2 separate regions of the Homo sapiens genome follow, and region 2 is linked to region 1. A link is a loop called in an ENCODE intact Hi-C map of the cell type or tissue named here. Cell type or tissue: heart left ventricle. All regions are shown on one strand. Each heading gives the region's core, and the rest is flanking DNA. Links, peaks and the distances in the headings are about the cores only.

What was found. Peaks named below come from ENCODE experiments on the same cell type or tissue, not always from the same donor. Only the 100,000 strongest peaks of a DNase experiment are listed, where the experiment ranks them.
Region 2: a loop joins it to region 1, with 4 times the contacts of the local background. A loop is called at or near these places in 1 of 110 quality-filtered maps.

The regions. Positions count from the first base shown.
Region 1 is chr4:76,999,340-77,010,385 of GRCh38, forward strand. It overlaps SEPTIN11 (septin 11), which reads left to right. Exons shown (of 10, transcript NM_018243.4): 3 at 6,262-6,457. Among named protein-coding and RNA genes, the nearest start is that of SEPTIN11, 55 kb to the left of the region's middle. In heart left ventricle, for the core only: no CTCF peak of the experiment used is centred there; no DNase peak of the experiment used is centred there; H3K27ac peaks cover 346 bases.
Region 2 is chr4:76,193,085-76,204,130 of GRCh38, forward strand. It overlaps SCARB2 (scavenger receptor class B member 2), which reads right to left. Exons shown (of 12, transcript NM_005506.4): 2 at 2,623-2,780. Among named protein-coding and RNA genes, the nearest start is that of SCARB2, 15 kb to the right of the region's middle. RefSeq lists a silencer at 2,434-2,493 and enhancers at 6,757-6,946, 6,967-7,026. In heart left ventricle, for the core only: no CTCF peak of the experiment used is centred there; DNase peaks (open chromatin) are centred at 4,987 and 5,537; H3K4me3 peaks cover 531 bases; H3K27ac peaks cover 3,600 bases.

The DNA.
Region 1 (11,046 bases), core at 1,252-9,251:
GTCTATAAAAAGTAGATCAAAATATTTGGACGGCCTCGTAGAGGAGGAGGTGTTATATTTAACTTAACAGCATCCATGGTAACTTTTCCTCCTTACTTACTCCCTTCCTCTTACTGCCCATTTGTATTTTTTTGCACAGTATGCACATGTGTGATATTTATAGCGTGAATTTACATTTTTGTGGTAAATATGGGAGGGAATTAAGGATAAAAAAAATAAAATTATGATCCCGGTAAGGAAAATTTTTACCAAAAATGTCTCAGAATTGTAATTTTGTTTTGTGGCGTGAACCTGTAGGTTGAAAGAAAGCAGAGGAAATAAAACAGGGCAGAAAATGGTCCTGGCATGAACTAAGTCTAGTTTCAGAGATAATGAATTAAATGTATGCTGCTAGAACCCATCTCTGTTGGTCCTGGGAAGGCATGTAATAGAGGAAGAATAGTTTTCATTTCACTGGGAAGAGAATTCTGATGTTAAATGAGATAACAGAACACCCAGGAGTTCATCATTCCCCTTCTCTCTGTTTTGCTACAACACACCTAAATCACTCCTGAAGCCACATTTTAGTTTAAATAAAGCCTTTCATATTTTACCCATGCTGTAATTCTCCAGAGAATCTAAATTAGATCTAAATTAGCATTTAGCCTTTTTTCATAATTTTAAATTTGTATGTCTTTCTCATCCATTTTCCAAAATGATACTAACTCTACGAAAAAACCTCATCCACATTGATCCAGCTGTCTTGTAAACATACAAAGGTGAAAATAAGATACTGTAACATCTCTGCTTTTGAAGAAGAACCAGTTTGATAGTAGAGTCAAAGTAAATTAGTAATACATTTTGAAATAGAAAATTTGTCCACAATTCAACCTTAATTGTTTTGAGGGGATGAGAGAACAGGAATTGAAAACAGGTAAGTGTAAGGCCATCTTAGCCAAGGCTATAGTGTCAACATAAATTGTGGAAATTTATAATCAAATCTTAAACATTTTTATCCCGTCTTGTTTTTCCAGGAAAGGATGTAAATGGCTTATAGGGTAAAACGAATGAAGATAAAATTAACCCCAGAAAATAAAGGTGAAGCCAGGGATAGAGTCAGTACTCAAAGTGTGCCATCAGGCCTGCCTATAGCAATTAATTGATGAAGTATTACATTTTTCTCTCAGCTTAGTGGTCAGAGCATGGAGAAAATTTATTAATTCACTCATTCATTAGCAGATATTTAGTGAGCATGTGTTATATGCTAAACACAAGCAAAAAGTTTAACATACGACAGATTTATAGTATCTATAAAGTAAAAACAAAATGATTGCTCCAGATGAAACACAGCTTTACCTGGAAAAATTTCTCCATGGATTTTCAGAAAAGAGATTTGGTGTATGTAGTGGTCTGGGTTCCTGGGCATCCTCTAAGTCAGTGCAATTGTTTAATGAAATGCCAGGTGCCACACGCTGGCTCATCTTATGCCGGAGTATGTTTCATCAAAGGTGATTCTATGAGGAACAAGAACAACGCAACTTAGGTATGTAGCTTTCTGACTCTCTGATTCCATCCAAGAGTAAAATCTAGAATAATTAGGGAAGGCAGGCAGATCCCCATGCACAGTTACTTACTCAAGTAGCCAGTCTTGGCAATTAGAGTGAAAGATGCTGAATCACAGATCAACAATTTGTTCAATCTACCGTTACCTTCTAATTAATAATACAATCCCTCTGTTTTTCCCCCGCCTTGTTCACCTTAGAGCTCGTAGGTTAAATAAGCCTGAGGATAGAATGGAAAAGGTAGGACTGCTTTCCCCTGTGATGTGGGCATCATGTTTACTAGCATTGGCAGGAATAGGAAAAACAGAAGTCCCAGATAGCACTTTAATAAGGTCTCTAATTACTGTAGCAATAGAGTGTTTAGGCAGATGAATTTATGATAAAATAAACAACAAACTCTGAAAAAAATCTATCACAGTGGCATATCTCTGTATAAATCATCACCATGATCATTTTTGTTTTCAATTAACTTTTTTTTTTTTTTAAAGATGGAGTCTCTCACTCTGTCGCCCAGGCTGGAGTGCAGTGGTTCAATCTCCACTGACTGCAACCTCCGCCTCCCAGGTTCAACGGATTCTTCTGCCTCAGCCTTCCAAGTAGCTGGGATTACAGGTGCCCACCACCACACCTGGCTAATTTTTGTATTTTTAGTAGAGACGGGGTTTCACCATGTTGGCCAGGATGGTCTCGAACTCCTGACCTCAGGTGATCCGCCTGCCTCAGCCTCCCAGAGTGTTGAGATTACAGGCGTGAGCCACCGTGCCTGGCCTGCAATTAACTTTTAATAAATGTCTCCTTTGTGCCAGGCATTCTGCTAGGGAGTTTTGAAATACTTTAGTCATTGACTTTTCTGAAAATATTGTTATGGTTGTTTGGTTTGAATTGGAACCTATGCCTAGTAGGCTTTTAGTTATTCAGTTAGAAAGAAATTTTTGTCTTATGGGTCCTCAAAAATATAGATGAGATTCCGCTTACAAAGATTAGAGAGAAGCCTCAAAAACTAATCCCAGTGCTTCAGGAGGCCAAGGCAGGAGAATTGCTTGAGCCCAGGAGTCTGAGACTAGCATGGGGAACACAGTGAGACCCTGTCTGTTAAAGAAAAAAAGCTAATGCATTGAAAAACTTCCCTAGTTCTTCTAGAGTTCCTTTTATTCCAAAAGCTGTCATTTCCTGCTGAACTGCTTTTGGTGAATCACACTGCTGCTGGAGTTGCCGTGTCTAATTACAGCTCTTAAAAGCACAGACCATAGAAATGGAAAGCAAAGCACACCAAAGTTTAGAGGAACAGTGGTTTTTTTCAACCCATTGATTAACCCTGTGCTGTAAGTAGGGCCTGGTATGCTAATTGTTTGTAATTTCCACCTTAATGTAAATGATAATTAAAATTACCATGCCTTTAAAAAGTATGGTGTTCCTGATTCACATGGGTGCTTAAGCAATTTTCAACCTAGTAAAATAAGATGATAATTTCAGTCTTGTCCAGGTAACCTGGAATGCTTGCCATGTAATTGAAGTCTTTATTGCTATTCTTAGGGAAGAAGATGAAAGTTAAGTAGGTCACTTTCTACTGACAGAGCCTTTCCCATGAAGGAGAAACTTTTATAGGGCAGATCTGCTTCTGTGCCTTTTGTGTTCTAAAAATAGGTAAATCCTGAAAAGAAGTTGGCTCTGCTTGAGAATGTTACACTTGTAGCATGTACTTAAAATGACTCAAGTACCTTCGGTATTGACTAGCAGTGAGAACTCTGTTTTATTTCTGTATCCACTACACAGTAACTTTGTTTTGCTCAAAGTTAATTTGTTAAGCCATGAATGGTGAGTGTGAACTTGTTAAACTCTTTCAGGTTAGGGAGCAGAGACTGGTTTTATATTGCTTTTATGGAGGGTTTTTTTTTTTGTAAGACTATTCAGGAAAGTAAGGAAGACAGGAAACCGTCTCAACTGCTGCACAGCCAGACCCCATAGAGATCTGGAATGACATTCAGGATGTTACAAACGTGCAAACAGTGTCAGTGTCTGTTTTTATTCATTACTTCATCCCTGCACCTATGCTTGTCACACAGTGAGCGCCCAAGCATTAATTTCATGATGGATTTCCGATGCTCTACCCCATCTATCTGCTCTTTCCTGTATTCCCAGCCTACATTCTGTCTGCAGCATGGCTTCTGTTTACTTACACAGCCTTTGCTGCCTCATGGTTTCTGCTTACTTACCTCTCTTTGTATATTGTTTCTTTTTCATGCCATCACGCTGTGTGGGGATTGCATGTATCTCATTCAAATACCCAAAGAGAAAAACTGTGATTAGATAGACCACTCTCCAATGTGGAGCCCCAGCTCATAGTGAAATGATTGGGCTTCTGTTGTTGCCTTGAGGTCAGGGACCTAGCCATGGTCTGGTTGTCTGTGGCCAACTAGCAGGGCCATGGATGTAAAGGATGGTCTTGCTTATAAGAGGAAAGCGGTTATGACAAACACTTAGAATGGTGTTCCCATAATTATAAATTAGAGTCTGACTGGTATTATTCAGTCATGTTCTAGACCAGATTCTAAGATGTGGGAGAACACCCTATCAGGCTAGTTTCTTGAATTCTCAGAACTTGGCACAGAACTTGTATATAGTAGGCACTGGAAAAATACTGGCTGAATGATGGTTGACTAAAGAGGAAATTCTGTGATCTTAGATGTTCAGGGACACACAGGAAAGGTTAAAGAGTAAGATGAATATACTTGACCAACTTTTATCCTATAAGTGAATCATCATAGTTACAGGCAAGCCATATAAGGCTTTTCTAATCAGAGAAAGCTCAAATCCAGAAAGACTTCATCCTCCTTCACTTTTGTATTATGTTAGAAAGCAATGAGTATACAATACAGAATTTATAACTAGTAAGTAGATTTTGTCATTATAGTGGGAGGGTTGCCCAGAGCTTTTCTTTTTTCCATAGAACACTACCATCCTTAAAGTCATTATAGCAGTCCTTAGAAGAGGGGATGCTCCTAGGAACATATTGGGATTAGAAGTAGTTGAAAGGGCTGTTCTATATTGGCAAGTTTAAATTGAGCTGGAAATCTAATTGAAAAATTTTCCAGATTAAGAAAGAAAAAAGGTATCCCTAGGGCTAATGTTTCTAGATTTCTACCTGCTTCTCTCCATCATCATATGCTCAGCCACCACCACCACGAACATAAGGCTGTTTTTTTCTCATTGCCAACTGTCTTTGACTCAACAATAAGAATTAGAATTAAGAGAGAATTTGCTTGGTGTTATTTTGAGGGTTGGGCTGCAGTTCTTCATAGCCCCACATTTGGGTGTCATCATGTGATTGGTACAGTGGTTACAGATACCTGCTACTCTGCTTTGCACATGGGAGATCTCAGTAAACACTTACTGAGTTGAATTATCAGTGTAAATAAGGTCATTTGACATCATTTACTTTCATTGTCACAAACTTCACACTGAAGCTGGGAAAACTATCTAAGAAGCCACAAATGTTTGGCTTCTTGACTCCAGCTGGATAAAGAAAAATAAAAACAATATGGAGAGATTAATATAACCATAACTGGAAAATGTTAGGCAGTCAGTTTTCTGTGTAATAGTAAAATCAGGCTGCTGTCTTGGTTGAGTGCAGGTGTTGGAACCATACAGACTTGAGTTAGAACCCTGGTTCCACCACTTAGCAATGACTTCAGGCAAGTTACTCATAAATCTTATCTAAGCCTAGTGTTCCATCTTGAACATGGAGGAAACAGTAGTACCTATTTCATGGGAGTAGTACTAGGGTTTAAATGAGATAATGTAGCCGGGCGTGGTGGCTCATGCCTGTAATCCCAGCACTTTAGGAGGCTGAGGCAGGTGGACTATTTGAGGTCAGGAGTTCAAGACCAGCTCAGCCAACATGGTGAAACCCCGTCTCTACTAAAAATACAAAAATTAGCCAGGTGTGGTGACATGTGCCTGTAATCCTAGCTTCTCAGGAGGCTGATCTGGGAGGATCACTTGAATCCAGGAGATGAAGGTTGCAGTGAGCCGAGATCGCGCCACTGTACTCCAGCCTGGGGGACAGAGCGAGACTCTGTCTCAAAATTGAATAAATAAATACATATATACATACATACATAAAAGAGATAATGCACTAGAAGCTCTTGCCACCGGGGTTGGCACAAAGTGAGCACTCAGTGATGTTAGTGATTATTGTCATCAAGAGTGTTATTTTGAATAATGTAATTCTTTTCTACGACATGGTATCATATTGATGTTGAATTAACTGATCTTTTAGGTAATTCAGTGTAAATGGAATCACTTGTTTCAAGTAACAGAAATTCAACAGTATAGTCTTTTATCCCTTAAGTAATATAGATTTATACTCTAACATTTAGGAGAGAAAGAGACAAAGTTCATGTTCTTGTTCTTGTAATATACAAACTGAGCACAGGCAATCTTACAAGTACAATTTTTCTATTCAGAGGTAAAGAAGAATCTCTTGATCTGTAAATTTGAAATCTCTCTGCTAAATAGTTTCTGAAATTCATTGAGGCATTTTTAGGAAGGTATTCCATAGATTACACATAGAAAGAATTATCTCTTCACAGTGACATTTCTGGTGACAGTTTTTCTTTTTTAAACTTTATAATCATGACTAATAAAAAATACTGATGAATTGAACTGATGTCTGAGAGACATTGACACATTCTCTGATTTTTCTTTTGTGGTTATGTAGGTGAGACAGGCATTGGCAAATCCACGTTAATGGACACTTTGTTCAACACCAAATTTGAAAGTGACCCAGCTACTCACAATGAACCAGGTGTTCGGTTAAAAGCCAGAAGTTATGAGCTTCAGGAAAGCAATGTACGGCTGAAGTTAACCATTGTTGACACCGTGGGATTTGGAGACCAGATAAATAAAGATGACAGGTACATCTTGGGATTTTGGGGGGACATGAATGGATGAGGAGATAGCAGGATCCATCCCAGGTAAATTTAAAGGCCAAATGTTTTGGGGATTTTTTAGTTGTGGGGCTTGGTCCTCTATTGCCTAAAAGGTGTGATATTCTTGTCCTCTGAGAATTTTTCTGAGAATATTCTTCCTTGAGGTCAGAATCAGACATCAAAATTGATCCCAGCTAGTAGGATCAGAAAGGGGCTTTATTAGAGGGACTAAATTAGCTTACAACATCTTTCCACAAAGGCCATGAAACCAGGTTTGGGGCTTTCCTACCAGGAAAAGCAATCTAGAGAAACACCCAGCCACCCTACAGAACAGTTTTAGCAGAAACCCCAGCCATCAATCACTTCATACTGCTTGGGAAGCCAGGACACTAGAGGGGAGGTCTCTAGAAGCTCCACCAAATCTGCCCCAGGTAATCAAATGCCTTCACCATGGCTTGCTATATAATGATAAAATAGTACACTGAGTTTTTATAATGTACCCCATTTATAAACCATGTAAGTTTGGGTCTTTACCATGAGTTATCTTTTGCCCTTATTTGAGGGAAGTTTTCAATTCTTAAAATTTCGTGGCATACAACCCATGTTAGTCTTAGTCTCAGGATTTTGTTCACATTCCTTCTCAAGAGCACCAATTCTGTTCATCAGTCTCAACCTCAGATGTCTTATGACTATTTTACATAGTACATTCATTCTCAAAAGAAGTTTGAGAAAGTTAAAATAAAACTGCCCCAGGTCCAAAGGTGATTGTAGAATGGGGCTTCCAGAAACATCTTTGAGCAGTTACAACATTATGGGCATAAGTGTCTACCTGCTTAGTGTGACCAACATGTAGACATGAACAACAAATCAGTAAGTTAGGGTGTGTTTGCTTACAGCTCAGACACTTTGCTTGTATCAGGATTTTTTCCCCATATTCCTCAAAACTGTATATTATACACATGTGTTTTGTAAAGAGGAACTCGACTATTTTTATCTAGAAATGCCTAGATATATTTTATCTATGCCTGATATAAGTATGAGCACCACAGTAATGACAGATAAATGTTTAATTCATTCTTTAGCTGAGCACCAAGCTCTTTATTTTATCTACAAAGCACTTTAAATGCTCTTCAGTAGACATTGTCCCGTGATAACAGGAACAATTGGTAGATAGAGTGAGAAAGATTTTATTTTGCATACCAAAATGGACTATCTGTACATTGTGCTGGGGCAGGGAACAAGTTCAGCTCTGACACTGCAGCTGAGCAGTTGCTCTTAATATATGACCTCAATGACAGGGAATGATGGAGAGGCCCCTGCCTGAAGGCTGTTTGTAATGCCAAGAGCAGTAAATGAAGAGAAAGGCCTGGTCATAAGGAAAGGGGCACAAGTGCATTGTGGGAGCTGGGAAGAGAGCCGGGGGTTTCAATCATTGCATACTCACAGAATATACCCAGAGCAAGGCCTGTTCTCCATCTCTCAGACTGGTATAGATTTTCTCACTGGCGTTAGGAAAAATCTTGCTTGTCCATTCCTTGATTGGAAGACAGCAACTGTACTTTTTCAGGATCCCTCCCCCAAGGAATGAGAACCATCCTCCACATAGCCTCTTGCTGAGATTCCCTGTGCTCTTCCAGCTCACTGGGGTTGCCACAGTGCTGCCACTCAATTTTTGCCTCTCCCCTAAACTGGGACTTTCCCTCGGGCTGCTGGTGGCTTTTCACTCCCCAATCAGCACTCAGCAGCAAACAGTTAGCACAATGCATATCCTCATATTTGCAGCTGGAGCCCTCCTTAAGAAATTATCTGACTCATTTGGGTCAAATAATAGTTTCCAAGGAGATTTAGAAGAGAGGAAGTGTGATATTAACTTAACCTAGATACCAAATATTTTTTTTCCTCTGAAATTTCTTGACAGCTATTGCATAACCTCTTTAAATGGCACTTAAAACTCTCTGTTACCCTGTGCCTCAGAAGGTATTGTTGACACTGTTGACTGTAAAGCCAAATTACTTGTTCACAAATTGTTATCTGGACAGGCTCTGCCTCCCTCAAGAAACTGGAAGTGGGATATTCATTTCTGCATCAATATATAACCATATGGAAAGGGATGTGGTATTTCTCTATGCCCATGTTGATTTTTACCTACTTTGGGGATTAGGCAAGCTTTTCTGCCATAGATGCAAGACTTCAAGAATGTCCCAGTTTGTTTATGTAGGCTTTGGACATGTCAACATTCCTGTATTATTATCTGCCTCAGACCAGGCTAGCTAGAAGGAGGCAGGAAGAGAGATCTGGTAAGGTTTCCTGTTATGTTTAAAAGCACATTTCACTCTTTGTTATTTAAGGGCTTCCTTGTTTTGGCTGTTTGTACTCTTCAGTGGAGAAAGAAAGGGGCCTGGGGAAGAAGGGAAAGCAAGTTTTGTTGTTCAATTGGAAATAGAATAATTAGTTTGCCCCACACTGGGGAGATGGGAGGTGAGCTGTCCATGGCGTATCACTAGCTGTAATGATAGTTAGCCCTCAAAGGCAGAGATAATTGAAATCCCCTGAGACGGAATTTCAACCTCACCAAATCTTTATCAGAGTTATAAAACAGTAGTGAGATGGACTGTTTGGCCTTTAAATTTTAAGTTTTTAATCACACTTTCTGGTGGAGGTAGTCAAGGGATAAGGAAAATTGGCTAACAGACAGCAAGATAAGGGAAAAACATGGTAAGTATTTGGTCGTATATGAAGTGGAAAGTCAGTCCCTGAATGATGGCATTGGCCATTTTGCAAGAATGATCAGTGGGTAGGTTGGATGGATGGATCACATTGTCTAAGTATCTTTTTCCATCGGTTTTAGGGTTAGCCTCTGTCATTTTTGTGTGTGTGTATGTTTTATGGCTGGAGGTATATGGAAAAAAAAATGAGTGCTGTGTAACAAGGAATATCTCCATGCCTTAAAAGAAAATGATGTGAAAACGTAAGGGCTAGATTGGATTTGTCCTCCTGTCTTTCCTCTGATTGATATGGCCACAATTCAGGGAAGTTTTAATTGGCAAAAAAAATATAAATAAGTGTTAGTAGGAATGGGGCTAGCAAAAGGCTAAGTTGGGATTAAGCTTCCTATCTTTCTCACTTTAGATGGAGAAGTGGAAAGGATTTGGAGGAAGAGGCAGATAATTCATCTCATCTACAGGATGATGATGAGGAGTACAAAACCACTTGGCTGGCTTGAGTCTCATCAAGAAGAAATTATTTCATCAGCATAATTAAATCTTTGACATAGGGAATAGTGGTTTTGGTAAATTGTTGTCCAGGAATACATTTCTTTTTATTGGTTAATAATGGTATGGAAGGTAAAGTAGATGGGATTTCATATTTATTATGTGTATGACATAAGAGAAGGAGGCTCCAGGTTGAATCCCAGGTTTCTGACTTGGCCAGTGGTGTGGGTGGTGGCCCACCATGCTAAGGAATACAGGGAAAGTGAGGGTTTGAAGGCAGGATGAATAGTTCAGTTTTGGACATATTTAGTTGGAGAAGCAGTTGAAAATATAGGATAACCAATTGTGGATGGGTCTGAAGCTCAGAGGAAAGATCTGGGTTGGAGGTAGAGATTTATGACTTGTCATCAGATAGATGGTGAGTGGAACACAGGAATGAGTATGATTTTCTAGAGGGAATACATAGAGTGAAAAGAAGGGAGACTGAATGATTGGCCAGGACTCTCTAATAAGAACAGGTAGAAGGAAGCCTGAGATATTAGAGAACAAAAGATATCTTGAATCCAGTGGGGAAAGCATTCCTCACTGCAAAATGAGTGTTGTTATGCTTCTCATTATCTTTGGAGGATCAGAATCAAAACCAGAGGCAAGAAGGGAAACTAATAGAAAACAGAACCATATTTGGACTACTATTGAGAGGAGGAGGTGCTAAAAGCTAAAAATCAGACACAGGGGAGGCAGGGGAGCAATTGCTGTGAGCTGCTTCTCTTACCCTTTGGGATAAGAGGCTGCTGGGGAAGAGCCCTAATCCCCAAATCTGCCTCAGTGTCAGGAGACAGAAGGATCAGCCCCAGACTCAAAGGGCAAAGGGCATGGGTGGACCTCACTGGAGTGGCTTGCTCTACTTCCCTACTGGACATGAGCTCCATAGCAGAACAGATAACCAGCAGAGAACTGGGTGAATGTAAAGTTCCTTTTTTTTTCCTTAGGTTTTTCTAAAAAGTCAGGCTTGATTCTATAGTGGTGGTTGTTTATTATATAATTATGAAATAGTTATATCTGACTTTTATGTGCCAGCCCTTTACATGTATTGCATGTATTGGCTCATTTATTTGTCACAATAGCTCTCTGATAGAACTACTATTTTTGTCTCTGATTTACCTGTGAGGAAATTGAGACACAGAGAGGTTTAGTGACTTGCTTAAGGCTGTGCAGCTAGTAAGTTGTGCGGCTGTATTATGGTTTTAGGCTTGAATCCATGTTTCTAACCACCATCCTCTATAACTATCTCATTAAATATTATTATTATTATGCAATATATGTCTATATTTCAAGATTAGAAAATATAGAAGAATCTTATTG
Region 2 (11,046 bases), core at 1,058-9,057, 810 kb before region 1:
TGCTGTTTCCCACATCCCAGCCACTCCAGCTCCAGACATGGCTCAAAGGGGCTCAGGTACAGTTCAGGCCACTCCTCTGGAGGGTGCAAGCCATAAGCTTTGGCAGCTTCCATGTGATGTTAAGCCTGCAGGAACACAGAGTGCAAGAGTGAAGGAAGCTTGGCATCCTCCACCTAGATTTCAGATGATGTATGAGAAAGCCTAAGTGCCCCAGCAGAAGCCTGCTCCAAGGGCAGAGCCCTCAAGAGAAACTCTACTAGGGCAGTGAGGAGGGGAAATGCGGAGCTGAAGGCTCCACAAAGAGTCCCCACTGAGGCACTGCCTAGTGGAGCTGTGGGAAGAAGGCCACCGTCCTTGAGACACCAGAATGGTAGAGCCACCATCAGCTTGCAATCTCAGCATAAAAAAGCTACTGAGGCGGAGCTGCCTAAGGCCTTGGGAGCCCACCCCTTGCACCAGTGTGCTCTGGATGTGAGACACGGAGTCAAAGAAGATGATTTTGGAGCTTTATGATTTAATAACTGCCCTGTTGGGTTTCAGACTTGCTTGGGGCCTGTAGCCCCTTTCTTATGGCCAATTTCTCCCTTCTCAAATGGGAATGTTTGCCCAATGCTGATACACCCATTGTATCTTGAAAGGAAATAACTTGTTTGATTTTACAGGCTTATAGGTAGAAGGAATTCATTTCTAGATGAGACCTGGGACTTAGGACTTTTGAGTTAATGCTGGAATGAGTTAAGACTTTGGGGGACTATTGAGAAGGGATGATTATATTTTAACATGTGAGAAGGACATGAAATTTGGAGGCCAGGGGTGGAATGATATAGTTTGGATGTCCCCTCCAAATCTCATGTTGAACTGTAATCTTCAGTGTTGGAGGTAGGGCCAGGTGGGAGCTGTTTGGGTCATAGGGGAGGATCCCTCAAGGTTTGGTGCTGTCCTCACAACAGTGGGTGACTTCTCACGAGATCTTGTTGTTGTAAAAGTGTGGCACCTCCTCACCCCTTGCTCCTGCTTTCACCATGTAACGTGCCTGCTCCTGCTTTGCCTTCTGCCATGAGTAAAAGCTCCTTGAGGCTTCCCCAGAAGCCGAGCAGAGCCAGTGTGCCATGTGTGTACAGCCTGCAGAACCATGAGCCAATTAAACCTCTTTTCTTTATAAATTACCCAGTCTCAGGTATTTCTTCATAGCAATGCAAAAATAGCCTAATCCAACTAATAGTAAGAGCAAACACTTAAGTATCACTAATTATGTGCTAGGCACTAGTCTAAGCACTTTATACATGACTCATTGACTCAATCTTTGTAAAAACCATGTGGAGGAGGTCCTATTTTTATCCCCATTTTATAGATAAGGAAATGGAAGCACAGAGAACTAGTAAGTTGCAGAGGCGGGAATCAAAATGGGTCATCTGACTCCAGAGTCAGAGCATGAGCACCCAAGGCAGGAACTAGGATTTTTATCTCTGAATTCCCACCACTGAGAATAGTACTGATTCATAGCACATGAATCAGTCAGCAATAATTTATTGAGCAATCGATTACAACAGAATTGTCAGGCATTTTTATCATTCAGCAGTTTTGAAAAAGAAAGATCTTGTTGTCTGCTTCCTCTATTAATTTGTTTTCTAACCTGGTAAGGAGAGACTTTATTGGAAAGATTATTGTATGGGAGAGGGAGGAGGTATTGTAATAGGGAAAAGGGGAACATTGCAACAGAGAAAATGCTCTGATTCAAGCGTCTCCCTCTACTAATCGTTTAAAAATGATTAAAGGGATCCTGATTCCCCAGTGTTTGGAATTGGTGGTCACCAGCAAAGACTCTAACAGCCTCTGCTACTTGCTTATTGCTTATACGCAGGATAGGTGGAGAAAAGGAGCGGGTAAGAAACAGAAAGATCTGTCTCAGACAAAAGTAAATTCTGGAACTGCTTTAAAACTAGTTATGTGGGGAATGGAAATGGAGGGAGGCCCTAAAAGTCACTTAAGAATATCAAGCAGTAGCCAGGCATGGTGGTGCTCACGCCTGTAATCCCAACACTGTGGGAGGCTGAGGCGGGAGAATCACCTGAGCCCAGGAGTTCAAGACCAGCCTGGGCAATATAGCAAGACCTCATCTCTACAAAAAAAATTATCTGGGTGTGGTGGTGAACACTTGCAATCCCAGCTACTAGGGAGGTTGAGGCAGGAGGATCACTTGAGCCCAGGAGTTGGAGGTGGCAGTGAGCTATGACTGCTCTACTGCACTCCAGCCTGGGCAACAAAGCCAGACCTTGTCTCTTAAAAAAATAAAATAAAATAAAATAAGAATATCAAGGGGCAACCTTAAAAGGGTCAGGGTAAGGAGTAACCCTTCATGGTTTAATAATCACAGTCTGCCAACTCAGGAGGAAACCGCTGCACTTCAAAACACAACACGCTGAGACTTGGCCCAGTCTACAAAGCCATTCTCTGCTGAGGTTTCACACACACATACAAAACATCAGCAGCGTTTCAGACAATGAAATCAGAAAGTGTGCTCCCACACAGCCCTGGAGCCTTGCTCCTGGGAAGAGGCAAGGACTCAGGCCATATTGGGGTCACTCTGTATTTCTTTCAAGACAGGAGGTGGTCAAGACTTACCTGTAGGTGTATGGCCCCACTTCTTCCACCCGAGGGGTCTCCCCTCTGAGGATCTCCTCTGGATTGGTGACATTGAAGAAATAGAACTGAGTATACACAGGCAGAGGGGGCTTCTCCCAGGAGTCAAATGCCTCAGTACCATTCCTTAACACAATTTTCTAGGAAAAAACCAAAAGGAGATTTACAAAAATGTAAGGCAATAGTTGGCTTTAAACCCAAGAAGCAGAGGAAGGGACGCCCCCTATTCTGACCTCCTAGATCACTATTTTAATCATTTCACAGGCATTCAACTGCAGTCTCCTGAGAACAGGGCCATATCTTACACCAATAGAGCCCACAGTTCTAATAAGTCAGAGAAGGCCTTCGATAAATATTTGTAAAGGGGCCGGGCCCAGTGGCCCAACACTCTGGGAGGCCAAGGCGGGCAGATCACTTGAGGTCAAGAGTTCGTGCTTGGTCAACATGGTGAAACCCCGTCTCTACTAAAAATACAAAAATCAGCCAGGTGTGGTGGTGCGTGCCTGTAATCCTGGCTAGTCGGGAGGCTGAGGCAGTAGACTTGCTTGAACCTGGGAGGTGGAGGTTGCAGTGAGCCAAGATCGTGCCACTGCACTCCAGCCTGGGTTACAGAGCAAGACTCTGTCTCAAAATAAATTAACTAGTTAATTAATTAATAATTGTAAAGGAAGGGTACTAAAGACAGCACTTGGGCAGAAGCATGAAGCATAGTGTTTCCAAAACCTAGGGCACAGATTGAGTGCCTAAAGGGCCTGCTGGCTTTGTTATTTTTGAAGATTCCATGGATGGTGTATCTTCTGTAGAAGTTAAGCAATTCTGAAAAGCACCATACACTCCCAGTTTGCCCAGATGAGAGAATAACAAGGGGAAGGGCCCAAGAAGGCCAGTTTTGGTCCTTTTTCAAGTCAAACCACATCCATCCCTACCGCCTCCACCACCAGGGGCTTTAAATGTATTTTCTTATTGGATCCCCAAAAACCCTAAAATGGAACTGCCTATCCCCGTTTCAAAAACCAGGAGGCCTAGCCTCACTGAGGTTAGCTGACAATGGAGACTGCACTCTGCACACAATCCCTCCTGCACTTTCCACCCCTGTTCTGTGTTACAGGATGAATAATGCCCCCCATACTCTAAATTCCTAAGCTGAAGTCCTAACCCCCAATACCTCACAATGTGCCTGTATTTGGAGTCGGGGTCTTTAAAGAGCTGATGAAGGTTAAATGAGGTCATGAGGGTAGGCCCTGCTAATAGGACCGGTGTCCTAACTGGAGGAGGAAACTGGGACACAGACAAGCACAGAGGGAAGGCCACGTGAAAACACGCAGAACTGACAGCCCTCTACAAGCCAAGAAGACAGGCCTCAGAAGAAACCAACTCTGCCAATACCTTGATCTCAGACTTCTAGCATCCAGAACTATGAGACAAATTTCTGTTGCTTAAGCCACCCAGTCTGTTGTATTCATTCGGGAAGCCCTAGCAAATTAATACACCATGACTCCCCTAAGGGTGAAGTATTCTCCCTGCCTCACTGACTTCAGGCTAGGCCAAGTGACTAGATTTGACCAACAGGATGTGGGTGGAATGGCAATGTATCAATTTGGAGCTAAGGCCTTAAGATGCATGGCAAGTTTCTATCTGCCACCTTGAAGTTGCCACCCTTGGAAAAGAGAAGAGCAGGCCACAGGTAGCTGCTGATCCTTCAGCCTAGGTTCTAAAACGGAGATGTGTAGACTAGTCCTAAAGCGGACCAGAAGCCTGGAGTCCAGCCTCGTTCCACTGAGCCAGCTGAGCTGGCTGCACACCCACATATTATTGTTATAAGCAACGAGACTGGGGAGTTACTTGTTACTCACCGTGGCAGTAGAGGCCTGATAAATACAGCGCCTGAGGTTAACAGAAACCTAACACCTGGTATTCCCAACAGTCCTCTATCTGTTAATGGAGAAAAGCCTTGTATTTTTACTGTAAAAACGGCTGAAATACAAAAATAATATAAAAGCACAGACTGCAAATAAACAAACCAAAATGTGAACTTTGAGTGTCGAGAATTTGTATCAGTTATAATTCAGGTCCGGATTAGGAGGAGTCTTCCACTCACTGTTGCTTTTGTTTGGATTTTTACACCAGAAATAAATTACTTCTGTAAGCAGAAAAAAAAATGTTCCCTTATCTTTTTTTTTAAGTGAAAATCTAAGAAACTCAGATTCTGTAGCATGTTATGGATAGACCCTAAGGCAAGGAGAAGGAATGGACACAAAGAGAACTCACTTCATCTTGGCTTTCCTCTGTTCTAGCAAAACAAAGGCGAGCCTGATGCTGCCTCAGCTGCGGTCTGCTCTGCTGCAAAGGCCCAGGAGCAGCCGCCCCCACTCTCGACTCCACCGCACTTCTCTTCCTATTACTGTCAGGACAGTTGAGTGAGCACTCTGTATTCCTGCCTAATTTTTCCTGACAAGCATCATAGTGTGTGAAGTTTCCAGTGAGAAAGGACTTGAGATCTCATTTATTTGTTCATGTGAAGAAAATCACCTCAGAATTAGGAACCCTGAAAGAATCAGCAAACATAAATGAACAGATGGCTAACCTCCCTGGTTTATCTTGCTGGGCTGGCATCCAGCTTTTAGGCAACCATAAATCCAAAGACAAGTGGAAGGGTTTCCAGAAAGAAGGGGTTACCAGAAAGAAGGGTAAACCTGGCTGTTCTGACATGCGTAAACAGTGTGACTTGAACTTGTTCCTCCAACTTTCAGGATAGAAATAAACATTTAGTACATTTGACTTCTTAATGAAACAAAGCAAATGAAAAACAAGAACAATAAAAACTGTCCTTGGCAGCATGCCAGAGTCATAACCAACCCAGACCATGTTACAGCTGGGGCTTCTCCTCTGTCTCCCTCCACCCCCACAGCCCTTCTCTGCCTGGCCACTTCTTAGTTGAGTCACCAGCACTCAGACAAATCCTCATAGCCCCTTTTACTCCCTTCAAATCTTGCCCTCAAGAGTGGTGGCTTTTCCTGCTGCTTTCATATGTCTCTTTTCCTCCACCTTACAAGTTGGATGTTTGTCAGGAAACCCTCTGTCAATCCCAGAGTAGATCACGTGCTGGAGAGTGAGTGAGTGTGTGTGTGTGTGTGTGTGTGTGTGTGTGTGCTCATGCGAATGCACTAAGTAGGAAGAGAGATGGGGAATGAGAGAACAGAGGGAAGTTGTAAATACAGCTGCTAACATTTCTAAAACAGTGTGTCTTTATTTTTATTTTCTCACTTTCAGCTCAGAGAATGGCAGTTACTATTCAGTTACCATTACTGCCACGCCAGCTGCAATCTACTGTGAGTCTGCTAAAGTCAGGTGCTATGCTAGGGGCTTTATAATGTACCTTATCTCTGAGTTTTACACTGACACTACAAAATAAAAATCCCCATTTTGCAGACAAAGAAATGGTGGCACTGGCTGTCCCAAGTCACAAAGCCAGTAAATGAAATCAAATCTGACCAAGTCCAGGAGTGCAGATTTACTCACCCATCCAGCAGCTGCCACCCCATGGCACCCTGAGGGTAGAGTTGCCAGATTTAGCAAATAAAACCTGGGATACCCAGTTAAATTTGTATTTCAGATAAACAACAAATAATTTTATAATATAATTATGTCCCAAATATTGCATGGGCTACATCAAAAATGTTTTTATTCATAGGAGATGCATGCTGAAGGATTTAGGAACAAAGTGTGTGATATCTACAACTTACTTCAAATAATTCAAGAAAAAGTGCATCAGAGAGATAAATATGGCAGGACATTAACAACTGATACATCGGACTGAACCGAAATATCACACGAGACAGACTCATACTAAAATGTTATTTGTTATCTGAAATTCAAATTTAACTGGTTGTCCTGTATTTTATTTTATTTGGCAACTCTAGCCCAGAGGGACAGTGAAACTATGGAGAAGCCATAAGTTGGACTCTGAACTCTCAGGGTTTCCTCGAGTGTTACCCGTGCCATCTGGAGGAAAGGAAACTAGGGCAGCTGCGTGAGGTCACTGTCAGCTCCTAGTAAGGAGCCCACAGGTGAGGAACCGAAAAAGGGAGAGTTCAACTCTAGAGTTTCCAGGCAGCCGCGCAGCCCCAGTATGCTAATGGGTCCAAAGAAAGCACCTCAACCTCCTGCCACAAGATGGCCCAGAGAGGGCTCTGTTTTGACTTAAACTTTTAATTTCTGCCCCTTCTATTTCTGATCCTCAGGGCATTCAAGTGTGCACTCCCAGGAGCTTGCTCGGCAAAGGAAGGCCTGAGAAACTAACAAATAATAACCTCAGCCTCAAGACCGCGGACTGTCTGGCACAGGAAGTTATTCATTCCGCCAGATACAACGAGCTAGTGTCCCCCTCAAAGGCGCCCTTTGCCAGTCTGAACAGAAAGCCATGGCTTGGGAACAACTGATCTTCCTCACCGAGGGTTCTGCTGTGGTGATGACAGCCACCAGACAAACCTTGTAATCAGCTGAGTCTTCTTAGTTACACTAAATGAAAAAGCAACATAAGGCCTTAAATCAGTTTTACAGTGTGACTCTGGATATTAAGAGTGGCACTGTGGAGTCACAATATAACTGTTGCTTATTAGTTTTAACCAAGACGAACATAATGAATTTTTCCACGCACAATACTGTGGCACTACCACTAAAACAAAATACTGGAAAATTATCAAGTTCTATGGTGAATTCACAGTGTCAACAGCTAAATTAATAATTGGACTAAAAAACATACTTTTCAGTTAATCACCCAATATGTACCTACTGAGAGCTTTCTATGTGCCCGGACTATGCCCTGCAAACAGGCATAGGCCCTGTCTGTAAGAAGAAATTTAGCTAAGGACACAAAACCAACATGCATGTAACAGGGAGTGAAAAATTATGTGCAAGACTCAGTAATTCAGCCTAACAAACAGCTTATGCCTGAAATTATTTAGATCCTTCCAGTAGCATGGATCTGTGATAAAATTCCCCCATCTAAACATCTCACAGGCTGCTCCAAGACAACATGACCAAAATGGACTCATGATTTTCTCCCCTAGTTGATCACTAAGTCCTGCTGATTTCACCTCCTCCTCTTCCCCATTTCTACCCCAAGGCACATTTCATCATTGGCTTGGACTGTGACAATACTGTATGTAGGCTCCTAACTGGTCTCCCTCTCTCCAGCCTTTTTCCTTTCAAATGCTTCATCCATCTCAGGCTTCAGAGAAGCCTGTCAAAAGTGCCTAAGGGAACAGATACTCCACCCCTGCTCAAAGGATAAAGTCCACAGTCCTTGACCTGTTGTGATCTGATGCAACTGCGTCACCTGTCGCTGTCTTTTCCTGGTAGGCACTTTATGCACCAGTAACACGCAACCATCTACTGTTACCTAGCACCCACCACACAAGTTCTCAGCCAGTGCCTTGGCCTGAGTCACTCACCGCCCTTCACCCAGAAGTCTCTGCAGGGCCCTTATCACCTGGTTCACTTCTACTTGGGCTTCAGGGCTCAATTCAGAAGTGCCATCTCTCAGAAGGCCCCTCTGAACTATGTGTTTTCTCTCTGCTTTCATGAAACTTCACAAGTTTTATAAGGAAAATGTGTTCATTAGTCTTTAGTGTCAGATTGGGTCTGATACTAAGAACTGTATCTTTTTCATGGATCCCCAGCACATAACATGGTTTCTGGCACAGAAGGGACACAATAAATAATTAATGAAGAAACAGATGATACCGCAGCGTAGAGCACAACGCTGTGCCAGGCATTCATCTTCTGCTGTTTACCCAGTTCTTCTTGGTAAAATCTTCAATGTGGCAAAATGCCGCATATTCTAAATAATATGTAAGAAAGGTGATCTGAATAAATAAAAAGTCTGAATTTCAGTACTGCAGAATCAAGAAGAGACAGTAACTTTCTTAGCTGCAAATATTATTTTTCAAGGAGACATTTTGGCCTCCTTTCATAAATGGTTAAGACTAGTTTGGAATTAGCAGGGTCTATTTTTATGCATAATTAATATGCCAAAGGCACACAAACATTAGTTCTAAGTCTGTTAGATCTGTCTTTAGCAATTTTGGTTTTAATGAATTTTTTATAACATCCTTTTTCATAGCAAGTATAGCATAGGATTTTCACAACCTTAAAACTGATGAAACTCTTTCATTCTTTCCACAAATATTAACTTAGCAATTCCTTTGTGCTAAGCCACTGTTCTAGGTATTGGAGATATAATGGTAGACAAGATCTCCTACCTTCTCATTTTATTGGTGAATTCTAAAAACTCCTTGATATAACAAGGAACAAACTAGACTTGTAAGCAATAAAACATCACATTTATCTAAGGGAAAAATACCTAGATATTATGATAAATTATCAATCTACAGAAATTTCTATATTCATATTAGAAGAGATGTTTAAAGTAGCAGATAACATTACTACAAATGTGCAGAAAAAGTCATGTGTTGCCTCCAATTTCTATTCACAAATGATGCTACTGATTGTTGTTACTTTATTTTTTATTTATTCAGTTACTTATTTATTTTTTGAGAGGGAGTCTCATTCTGTTGCCCAGGCTGGAGTGCAGTGGCATGACTCGGCTCACCACAACCTCCGCCTCCCGGGTTCAAGCGATTCTCCTGCCTCAGCCTCTCGAGTAGCTGGGATTACAGGCACACATGACCACACCTGGCTAATTTTGTATTTTTAGTAGAGAAAGGGCTTCACCATGTTAGTCAGGCTGATCTTGAACTCCTGATCTCAGGTGATCTGCCCACCTCAGCCTCCCAAAGTGTTGAGATTACAGGTGTGAGCCACCGTGCCCAGCCTGTTGTTACTTTAAATCAGGTAAATGCTACTCCATCCATTCCCTACCCATTCCATTATATTTGTCACAGAAAATTTGGACAATGAAGAAAGTAAAAGGAACAAAATTTAAATCCCCTGTAATCCACACTATCGCTGTTAACATATGGGTTTATTTCCCTCTGGTCTAGTCATATATATGTGTATTTTAAACAAAATTGAGATCATATGTATTGTATCATTTTTTGACTCATCTTTTATAAACGATTATCCTTGTTATTAAATAGGTTTTGAAACTGTTATTTTAATGTCTGTATACTAATCCACTGTATTAGTATATTTAAAAAAATATACTAAATCAGTTTATTTAATCATTCTTTTACTATAGGACATTTGTGTTGCTTTCATGCTGAAGTAAATGTTCTTGAATATATTTGTCCAAATTAGTGAATAATTTTGTTTTCTTTTTTTGAGACAGAGTCTTGCTTTTGTCACTCAGGCTGGAATGCAGTGGTGCAATCTTGGCTCACTGCAACTTTTGACTGTCATGCCTCAGCCACTGGAGTAGCTGGGATTACAGGTGCACACCACTACACCCAGCTACTTTTTGTATTTTTAGTAGAGATGGGGTTTAACCATGTGGGCCAGGCTGGTCTCTAACTCCTGGCCTCAAGTGATCCACCTACCTCGGCCTCCCAAAGTGCTGGGACTACAGGCATGAGGCACCACACCTGGCCCAAATCAGTGAATAATTTCTTAGAATAGACTCCTAGATTGGGATTATTGGGTCTAGAGACAAAAAGTTTTCATGAACTCATCAGCCTTTAAATATCAACAAGTTGCTCCAGAAAGCAGTGTATGAGCAACCATTTCAGCATATCCATCCCAATATTGGTGTTTAAGGTTTTCAGAAATCTTTGCTTCCTCAGTAGTGGCAAAATAGCATCTTCTTGTTTGAACTTGCATTTCTTGAATTACTGGAGAAGCATAACAGTTTTTACCATGTATGAAGTGAGACTGTTTTAAAACAAAAGTAAAAGAATCTTCAACCAGCATAAGCTTCCATTTGGGTACACAGAAGGCTGGTCAGAGACAGAACTGAGAACAACCTCTCTGAGCTGTGTGTAGTGAACATGGAGTCGCTGGCCAGGCTGACACCTGACCTGCAGATGAAGGAACAGATGCAGGCTGGATTAGCTTGACTGCTGAACACTGACATGACTTAATACAGCCACAACCCAAGTCAGCCTAACAGCAATCTTTTGGGAAGGCAACACCATGAGAGTGGTGAAACCAGCTGTCCTGATGTAAGCCACTTCCAAGTGATAAAAATAAGCACTCAGGGAATCCATTAGGCTTTCACGGGAATCAGTAATACCTTTAAGGAAAGTTTCGGGATTCGAGAGCACTACTGGTTGTTCTTTAAGGTCAGTAAAGTGCTACTTCATAATTAAACACAACTTAAGCATCCATGTTGCCATCTGCACAGTCTAAATTCATCCAGAGATAATGCAGACCAACTTGGAGAACTTGCCCTAATTGTGTATGGATGGTATATTGGCCTAATTGTATACTGGACTCCAGATTAATAAA